Linked DNA regions of Homo sapiens: region 2 is linked to region 1. A link is an interaction called in ENCODE POLR2A ChIA-PET data of the cell type or tissue named here. Cell type or tissue: MCF 10A. All regions are shown on one strand. Each heading gives the region's core, and the rest is flanking DNA. Links, peaks and the distances in the headings are about the cores only.

Region 1 (5,864 bases), core at 744-4,743:
CTATCAAGAGCTTTTCTTTGACTGGGATATTCATTCCATTTATTCAAGTTGAAGCCACACTGTACTTTTCCAAAGGGTGAACGAAATCATAGAAATGATTGAAAACACAAAACAAGTGGTGAGGGGATTCTGAGCCTGCACAGAGAGAGGCCGGCCAGAGGCGGAGCCGGGGGTGGAGCTTGTGGAATTCCTTTACCACCCACAGAAGGAACTGGGGACTAAAACCATGATTCTTGCCACTTCCCAGAAATTCTCAAACCAAGAGCTCTGTCCAGGGAGATAATATCTTCTGAATGTACTGGCAGCCCCAGGAAGAGACAGGAAAATCAGCCAATGGGGTCAGACTTAGGAGAAAGAAAGAATGAGGTCTTTCAGGAACCTAGAGTGCAGGGTGATTTGATACTTGAGTTCCGAATGCTGTCAGCCCCCAATTGACAAACAGGTAGAGCTCCAAAATTTCATTTCTATATTAGTATTTAGAACTTGGAATGGCCTGTCCAATAGAAACAATGTTAATAGGTGGTGGTTTGGTCTCCAGACCAGTCAAATAGCAGTCTCTCAGCTGCATTATCAGCTGAATAGGCTATTGTGGGCTGGTCTGGGAACCTGACCACAACTTAAAATGTTGTTTCTATGGGAAAACACATTCCACGGCAGGCAACCAGAGGAAAACTTGGCCACTCAAACCCACCATGTCTCAGCTTAGTAAGCTGCCCAGTGATCTGTGAGAAATGAACACCTTAAACTCAGGCAACTCCACACAGTCCTGAGAGGGCAGCCAGAGTCAGAGCCGTCCCAGCCCAGGCTTGACACCCTTCTGGACCCCCTGCATGAGACCATCAGGGCCAATACAGGACATCCACAGGTCCATGAATCAGAGACTTAAAACCTGGAGAGTTCTCATCCTCGATGCACCTGATTTATTTTAAAGGCCAGAAGATCCCGCCCCATTAGCAACTATAACATAAAATCAGTATCCTGGACTGGCTCACAGATAGACTTCAGTGAGCTATTTCTAGCACGAGTGGCTTACACGTGAAGCAAGGAAGCAAGTCCGTTTTGAATCCTATTTGGTGACTTTAGTCTCATACCAAAATTATTCAAGAATTTCACCTCTCCTAAAACTGGAAATTACCAGCGTTTTTTTTGTGTGTGTATGCAAGTTCCTTAAATATAGCAAGTTCAGATTTATCTTTACAATCCCAGCACCTAACACAATACTTGAATCTTAAGTGGTAAATGAGAGTTTAGAGTTTCATTTACCACTAAGACAACATAAGTTAATGAGAAGTCTATCAGAGTAGTGAGTATTTAATTTATTTAAAAAGGTGGATATGTTTATAAGAAACTTTTAAAAAAAGATCCAGCCTGGGCAACATAGCGAGAATCTATATCTTCAAAAAAATTTTTAAATTAGCCAAGATGGTGGCATGCACCTGTAGCTTCCCAGCTACTTGGAAGGCTGAGTGGGAGGATCACTTGAGCCCAGGAGGTTGAGGCTAGAGTGAGCCGCAATCACGCCACTGCACTCCAGCCTGGGTGACAGAGCAAGACCCTGTCTCAAAAAAAAAAAAAAAATGAAAAGTATAATTACTAGTAAGAAATCAGTATCATTTCATCTACTTTTTTAAATTTTAGAAAATTAAAAGGAAAAAATCTAACACATAACAACAATTACCCATAAGTGGAATACATGGAGTACGAGAGTGAAATTCTTCCATGTTTCAGTTGCATCATTTAGAAACATTTATAGCTACAAAAGCTTCAGAGATCTTGTAGCTCAAACCATATTTCATAGCAGTCAACAGGCCATGGATCTTTAAAACATTTCTCTATCTAGCCCTCCCATCAAAACAGGGACAATATTGTTGCTCAGGAACAAAAATAAATAAATAAATCACTAACAGATTTTAAGTTTCTATAAAGTCAGAGGAAGTTAGGTAAAAGCATGCAGTTTGCTGAGATTATTTCATTGAAATTAACACTTCACAATATTAGCAGTCAAAAACTTAAGTTTTTTTTTTAATTTTGAAATTGAAACAAAGTTGTAAGCATTTATTTTTTAAACATTTAGATATGTGGAAAACTTTTAATAAAAATAGTCTAATTTAAATTTAAGGGAATTTAACCAAATCAGTACTTTAGTCCACATGAAGTCATTCAGTGGAATAAAAATAATAATTAGCAACTATTAGAGAGCTTTAATTTATAAAATTTACTCTTCCCCCAAACCCTATCAAGAAAATGTATTGGTGTGCTCATTCTCAGATGAGGAAACTGAAAATGTGAGAAGTGAAGTAATTTTTCAAAGGCTACACAATGGAAACGTCATAAATCCCTAATTAAAAACCAAAAGACTTTATTAATAACATTCCAAGGTTAGTGTTAAAGATTTTTAGATTAGAGATTAGAAAGATGTTTCCATAAATACTCCAAAGAGAATGTATTCTCTTTTTTGTATAAACTAATTTGTACATCATTTTTTGTGCTCTGATTTTTTTACTAGGTTTGCAAAATAAATAAATAAGACAGTGTTTTGGAAGTGTATTAGCAAAGGAAAACAATGTAAAGAGAACACATTTTAGGAACATTCACTCCTATAGATTGGCACTTCTGTTTCTGAAATAGTTTCTGCATTTCCCAACAGAGAATGAGTATTCTGTCCTGCACCCTCCGGTAAAAACATTAGTCAGCTCTTAACATGCTCAACGTTTGAGGGAGTGGATGTGTAGAGAGCACAAGAAAGATTCAACATGTGGATAATTCAAAACCTACTCAGAGCTGGCATTGGAATGTGTTAGTACACACACTTCAACATGGGTGTGGCTTGTCTTTTGAAAAGTAGCTCAAAGCAAAACCATCAGGACACGCAGGCAACTGTCTGACCCGGCTTAGGAAGACAATGAGCTGCTCGAAGGCCTGGGTGATCCAGATGATCTTCTAAAAAAAACCCTCCAATTTCACGTCTCTGTGACTTAATTCAGAGGCTGCTGGGATATTGTCCATTACACAGAGAAAGTGGTGACTGTCCTCATTCCAATGGCCAGCACAGCTCTTCCCTGAAATCCAACCCGAAAGATTTCCCTCTCAGTGTGAGTGATGCCAGCACTGTCCTCTCAGCACCCTTCCAGCTCCAGGGAAGATGTCACAGTATTTGTGTTTCAAGCTATAATTAAGCAGAGCAGGTGCTAAATGCCAGCACAAAGTTTCAACATGACAACTTCTGAAGTGGTGATGATGATGTCAAAACAGACAGAAATACATCCACCTCGCATACCTAAAGGGCTTCCAAATCTCTGTAGCAGCACCCACTGACGAAAAAGCAGTTCCAAAAGCCTGTCATTTCACCCAGGAGTTTTCTATCAAGTAAGAATACATGAGGCCTTAGAGAATGACGGACATGTTTCACTGACATGAAACACACGGGTGATGTGCCTGGCACACATGCACATGCGCACGTATCATCCCCTACAAACAGTCGGGGAGGTGCTCCTGGGGCAGCTCTTGTCCCTACCTTCCTTTCCCCAAAGGGGACTGGGTGTACCAGTAATTTTCAGAATCTTTCATTTGAATCACTAAGGTTGTACTTGTTCCAATTTCTTGAAGAAAAAAAAAAAAAAGAGCATTCCTGAGAGAGCAATGCCGAAATGAAGGTACAAAAATTCACTTCTGAATATTAAAATCTCTGCAGATATCTTCTTTATTACCCTCATAGTCCAAAATCTTACCAACTTTTCATAAGGTTCTTGCCTGAAATCCCTTACTTTAAAATAAAAACACATTGAGTGCTTCCACCTTGACACTCACAAAAGATCATGGGATAAATGGACCTTTGCAGAATTATTTTCTTCCCTTTCAAATGCCAGGCTCCTTCTGTGTGAATTTTCCACAATTTCATAGCTCATAATAGCCTATCCTTACTGTTAGATATTAAATAATTTTTCTACAACAAAGTCGCAGATAAGAAAAATCAGACCCAGCATATTGCAAACATTACTGGCTGTGAAGCATTGAGCCTAAGTTCAAAACTAGGAGTAAAACTTTACAGCATTAGTAAGTCAATAGGAAATGACAGAATTTGAATATCCCCATTCTGCCACCCTAATAGATCTAGAAAACGATTATCAATGAATGCTAATAACACAAAAAGAGAGACTAGTAGTAATGATGTCCCTCCTAATGGAAGGACACATACCACTTATAAAGTCTTCTTGAAAAAAAAGTTAATTGAGTTGAATCAAGCATCTAGCTCTAACTAGCAATTCACAACAAATACAGGGGACTGAGAAACATGGTAGGACCATACCACTGGAATGCAGTCATCACTGGACTGCAAGAAACTCTCCAGTGGTGAAAGCCATGTGTGGTCCAAGGACTGGCCAGTGCTGTTCTACAAACTAGACGTTACTAGTCTATATTGAGATAAGGAGTTTAAGCTAGAATCTAAACCATCTCACTGCTTCCTTCATCGAGAAAGTCTCCCTAGAAATAAAATATCAGCTGAACTAAATAGTGTGCTTAGTGACATATTTTGGATTTACACCCTGGCTTCTCATCTCATCATGGACCAGTAACAGGAGTTTGTGGACTGGCATCTTAAGAAGCACTGGTGTAGAGGACAGGAACCAATTTCTTCAATACATAAATTACAAGGAAAAACTGACAGGGGGACAATCTACATATTCAAAAATATTTAAGACAGATCAACCAATTGCAAAATATGGACTTTTTTGGATCCTGATTTGAATAAACTGCAAAAAAACAAATAAAATTTATGACTCAATTAGGAAATTTTAAATATTCACTGAATATTTGATAATATTAGAAAATTAGTGTTAATGGTAAACAGAATAATGTTATTGTGTTTATGTTTCTTAAAGGGCCCTTATCTTTTAGGACACACATTGAAATATTTAAAAGTAAAATGATTTTTCAAGGATTTACTTCAAAATAAATGCAATGAGGGAGAGAAGAAGTAGATAAAACAAGATTGACCATTAATTGATAAATGCTGAAGCTGGATCATCATTGTATCCTTCTTGCTAGTTTTGAAATTATCCACATCTGTGTTAAATAAAATTCTTTTTAAAAAACACAAATTTGCAGCAGCACCTGGCCTAGTCCATCCTGATATCCACAGTCTCCTACATGCCATCATGCCACACTTTTGTTTTCTGTTTTCGTTCACTTGAAGAACCACCTTTATCTGTTACGCAGCTCAACATTCCTGAGAGGGAGGGGACCCCCATTAAGAGACAACAGTCCAATCCCAACATGTGTACCATGTTAAATCAGTGGCAAGAACTAACCAAAGTGTTCCTACTAAGTATCCAGCTACTAAATAAGGTTACAGTTCACTAGATGAAGAATCCAAGAACAAATGACTTCACTACACCTGTGCAAACAATTAACATGTCGGTCCAGGGGATGGATCCCCTTGGGCATCACAGGTCCTTTTTGACATGATTCATTTTCATAAAGACATTTTATCTTTCTTTATGACAAACATAAACCCATCAGTTAACAAAAGATGTGTTTTGGGGGAAGGGGTTTTTGTGTATCAGGTCCATAAAAAGGTTAAATTTGGGTTTTTCTGTGCATAAGTGGAAGAATTCTTATGGACATGGGAAATATGAAATGGAGGGAGGAAATCATTTAGCAAAGAATCCTGGTATGTCTTCTGACCTTTCAATGTGTGAGAATGTGTGTCAAACAACCTATTTTCAAGGAAGGTCCCAAATGCAAATGAGCAGATGAGTCAGTCTGCAGTCAAATTAGACCCTGCTGTCTTCTGTCAAAGTTCAATAATGTCTGGATTAAGTTAGAACTGCTTACAAGCAAAAGGAGAAAAAGTGGTTTGCCTA
Region 2 (4,749 bases), core at 1-4,000, 240 kb before region 1:
TGGTGCCGACCCCACAGGTTGAGGCCTCAGTCCTACAAGAATGCACCACTAAAGGATCCCGAGCACAGAAGTTTCTGTCTCCATGGAATTTGGGGTGCTCCATCTTCCCAGCATGTGGATGCATTCTTGTTCACCAACCTGGAAGCTCTTCAAACCCCTTTGCTTAATTTTTTTAGGAAGGCTTCATGATATAGGCATGATTGATTAAATCACTGGCCATTGATGATCAACTCAACCTCTAGCCCCTCGCCCCTCCCAGAAAGGCAGAGGGTGTGAAACCAAGTTCCAATCCTCTAATCACATGGTTGGTTCTTTTAGCAACCAGTTCCTATCCTGAAGCCATCCAGGAACCCCAGCCACCAGTCATCTCATTAGCATACAAAATACACTTATCATTTGGGAGATTCTAAGGATTTTAGGAACTGTATTCCAGGAAAGAAGGGCAGAGACAAAATATATATTTTGCATTCTGTCACAATGACCATAGCTATCTTCAAGAGGCAGGGGAGTGTACTACTTCCATGTGCTCAGAGAGTAGAGCAGAACTGGTGATTGGTGACCAAGGGCGTGGCCTAGTCAAAAATTCTAGTGGGAAGTAAATTAATTATGAGTTCAAAATACCACAGGCTTTAAGAAACAGATAAATAGGAAACAAAGTCAATAGAAGTAAAATCTCAGAATGAAGAAACTGATAATGGTGTTGGTTCCTCTCCCTGAACAGAATATACATTGAGTGCTGTGTTCATATGAGGGACTGAACTTCAAGAGGTCCTCCGGAGGTGTTCAGAGGGAAGTAACTAGATGCAGAATAGTTAAGAATTCTTATGGTTTAGACTAGAGAAATCTGAGGACAAAATAGCCATTCATTCTCGAATATATGAATATTTGACTTGCTTTAAGGAACTGTGTGTTGTAATTTACAAAGAGACAGACTCTTTAAGAAAGAGTATTTTGCAGTCACACTGCATTAGTTGCCTTGGGGAGCTCTCCTTCTCAAAGGGTGGGGCTCCAAGCATGGGATGAACGTCCTCTGGCACAAAGAGGAAAAGAGGGAATTCAGGCATCATATGGCTCATTGGATTAGATGATCCTTAAAGATGCTTTTACTCTCAAATTTGATAGCTTGGTGGGATAGGTGCCCACAATTCCCATTTGGGTGATTGCCCCAGGACCTCCAAAACTACTGGCACTTGCTTGGACTTCCTCTCAGATCCTGGGGCCATACATTGCTAGGATCTGGCTACACAAATTAGAAGCTGATGACTCATATCCCAAAGGTGAAAAGATAGGGTGTGGTTCTGAGTCCTGAGTTGCTGTATTTTATCCAGAATTGAATTCACAAGGCGGCTTCGAGTCATTCCAAAGCTAATGTGGAAACACACAAGAAGCCGCACACCCTATTGTCTTCCTGCAGTGAAGTTGGGTTGAACTCATGCAAACCAAAGTTGATTTAAACAACAACAACAAAAATCAAATTCTTGTCAGGCAAAGTCTTTTGACGTTGTTTTATTCTTGAGTGAATATTTACAGCTGAGTTGGAAACTCTATCAAATAGGAATTAGAACTTTGCCAACTCCTGATGTACATCTTAGCCAGGGTATGCAGGGTATGCACGCAGCCTCTTCAGAGCTGCTCTGCTTCACTGACCAGGGGTTGACTGAGTTCTTCACTCTGTAACCATTTCCTGACATCCTCTGCATGGACACTCTTGCACAGACATTTTTTTTTTTTTAATCTAGGAGTTGCACTTTCTTGGTTACTATGGCTGCAAATTGTTTATACTGGATTCATAGTCAGGTTTTTATTTCCTTTTGTAATTTTTCCCGTGAACTAATAAGCCACAGTGGAGTTAAAAGTGCGAGTAAATGTGAACTCTACACAAAGCATTTTTATGTTCTATTGCCATTCCCTTCCTACCCTTAATCATTTAGAGCTGTTAACATAAAAAAAAATAAAAGTGTTCAGCCTCCTCTCTACTCCCCTCCTTTGCCCTCTCATTTCCCAAGCATCAGAGGGGAAGAACCACCACCCATTTCCCATCAGGACTGTTTGCAGAGTAACACATGTCCTCAATTACTGGGATCAGAAACTGAAGGCACCTTGGGTTGGTGATAGATGACTGGTTGGCCTCTGCTGGATATGCGTCATGGATGCCACAATAGGAATGGCTTAGCAGGGCAACAGTTTTCTCTCCTATGATTCACTTCAGCTTTTAGCCTGGGCCATCCACCCAGTACTCATTGGATATGGGCCCAGTTTCAGCTTATATGTGAACCACTCTATGAGAGAATGCAAGCTGAGAGCCCATCTTAGGGGAGAAAGATCTCAAACTGAATCAAGAGGGGGAAATGCTTAAGAGTTACCTTTCAGCCAGGTGCAGTGGCTCACGCCTGTAATCTCAGCAGTTTGGGAGGCCGAGGCAGGCAGATCACAAGTTCAGGAGACGGAGACCAGCCTGGCTAACATGGTGAAACCCCATCTCTACTAAAAATACAAAAAATTAGCTGGGCATGGCGGCACGTGCCTGTAGTCCCAGCTACTCGTGAGGCTGAGGCAGGAGAATCGCTTGAACCCGGGAGGCGGAGGTTGCAGTGAGCCGAGATTGGGCACTGCACTCCAGCCTGGGTGACAGAGCGAGACTCCACCTCAAAAAAAAAAAAAAAAAAAGTGACCTTTCATAATAGGAAGAGACAAGGCTCTAGATAAAACTGCCTGGGTTTGAAACTTGGATCTACCACTTGCCAGTTGCATGACTTTTCGCCAAGCCACATAATTTCTCAGCCACAGTTTTTTTCATCTGGGAAAAGGAAATTAAGAATGATAATCCCTAACTCATGGAGTTGTCATGAAGGTTCAAGCACACTGCATGGCATTGATTAAATGCTCAATAAGAGCTAACAATTATCCCAGTCAAGAACTTTTTCGTAGCAATGGACCAAACACTTCTCACAACAGCTTAAGCACAGAAAGGCAGTGATTGATTCATATGAGATATGGATGGTCCAGGGAGTCAAGAAGTGTCAATAAGACTCAGTCTCTGCTCCCCTTGGTTCTGCTGGTGTGGTAGCCAGCCTACCAGGTGACTGCCAATGATCCCTACCTTCTGACAATGTCACCCTTGTGAAGTTCCCTCCGGCAGTGCACCAGGGTGGGTCTATGTGACCAATATAGTATGAAAGAAAAAATAGTATGTTGCTTCCATGTTTAAGTTATAAAAGACACCATGGCTTCCATTTGGCCTCTATCTCTGTCTCTGTCTCCCTCCCATTATTCACGCTGGGGAAGCCAGGTGCTATGTTGTACTCAGCACTACAGAGAGGCCCATATGGTAATGAGCTGAAGTCTCCTGCCAATAGCCACATGAGGCCATTTTGGAAGTGGGTCCTCCAGCCCTAGTCAAGACTTCAAATGACTGAAGTCCCTGCTGACAACTTGACTGTAACCTCATGAGAGACCCTCAGTGAAAACTATCCAGCTAAGCCACTCCTGGGTGCTATCCAGCTAAGTCACACTTGACCCTCAGAAGTTGTGTGAGATAATACAGATAGCCTTAATTGACTATGGTTCTATTTAAATGATTTTTTCAGCCTTATAATGGTGTGAAAGCAATATGCATTCGGTATAACCATACATCAAGTACCTATACAACCATCCAATTTTTCACCTTCAGTACAGTATTCAACAAATTACATGAGATATTCAACAATTTGTTATAAAATAGTCTTTGTGTTAGATGATTTTGCCCAACTGTAGGCTAATGTAAGTGCTCTGAGCAAGTGTGAAATGGGTACCATTTCTATCTCTATTCTATGAGGAGTAGAGGATCAGAAAATTTAAGTAACTTTCCCAAAGTCACACAGCTAGTAAGTGATCAAGCTAGAATTTGAACCAAGACACTTTAGTTCTAAGGTCCATGGTCACAACCACACTGCTAAAACACCAATACTATGAAGTATCACAACCTGTTGAGTTTTGATTTCAGGTATTTTGTCCTCTTATGTCTCAGTTTTACTTTCTTTCTTTTTTGTTTTTTGAAAAGGAGTCTCACTCTGTAGCCCAGGCTGGAGTGCAGTGGTGCAATACTGGTTCATTGCAACCTCCACCTCCTGGGTTCAAGTGATTCTCCTACCTCAGCCTCCTGAGTAGCTGGGATTACAGGCACCTGACACCATGCCCGGCTAATTTTTGTATTGTTAGTAGAGACAGGGTTTCACTATGTTGGCCAGGCTGGTCTTGAACTCCTGACCTCAAGTGATCCGCCCACCTCGGTCTCCCAAAATGTCGGGATTACAGACATCAATTTTTCATTTATGGAGTATGTGTCTCTACTGAATTAGAAATGGAGATGGCTTGGCCTTAACTCTGAAGTACTGGACAGATGCAGTTAAATACCAGTGTGGGGGGAATGTATAAACACTTTCTAGTGATGTGCATCCAGAGTTCTACTGTAAGCACCTCCTGACTGACAGACCATTCACACAAAGGCACCCTCTCTTCCAACACTAAACACCAGTGATGGACAAGTGGACATTTAAAAAGTCATGGATCTTCTGAGTGAATATTCATGTAGAGAGGTACCTTTAATATAAGCCATTTAATATTGGCTATAACCCATTTACATTCCTATGTTTATATTTGTTCCAATCAATTGCACAACAACCTTCCTCATCTGGCCATATTAGTAGGAAATTTATTGTTTTCTTCTGAAGCCTTGGCTCCCAACTTAAATTGTACAGAAACCTGGTGACT

The links. ChIA-PET counts read pairs that join two places held together with the same protein. Peaks named below come from ENCODE experiments on the same cell type or tissue, not always from the same donor. Only the 100,000 strongest peaks of a DNase experiment are listed, where the experiment ranks them.
Region 2: POLR2A ChIA-PET joins it to region 1 with 5 read pairs; 1 of 35 experiments calls an interaction of 5 or more read pairs at or near these places.

What each region holds. Positions count from the first base shown.
Region 1 is chr15:48,624,695-48,630,558 of GRCh38, forward strand. The region is part of intron 2 of FBN1 (fibrillin 1); the gene reads right to left. Among named protein-coding and RNA genes, the nearest start is that of FBN1, 18 kb to the right of the region's middle. In MCF 10A, for the core only: no CTCF peak of the experiment used is centred there; a DNase peak (open chromatin) is centred at 2,737.
Region 2 is chr15:48,383,528-48,388,276 of GRCh38, forward strand. No RefSeq gene overlaps it. Among named protein-coding and RNA genes, the nearest start is that of DUT-AS1, 54 kb to the left of the region's middle. In MCF 10A, for the core only: no CTCF peak of the experiment used is centred there; a DNase peak (open chromatin) is centred at 2,164.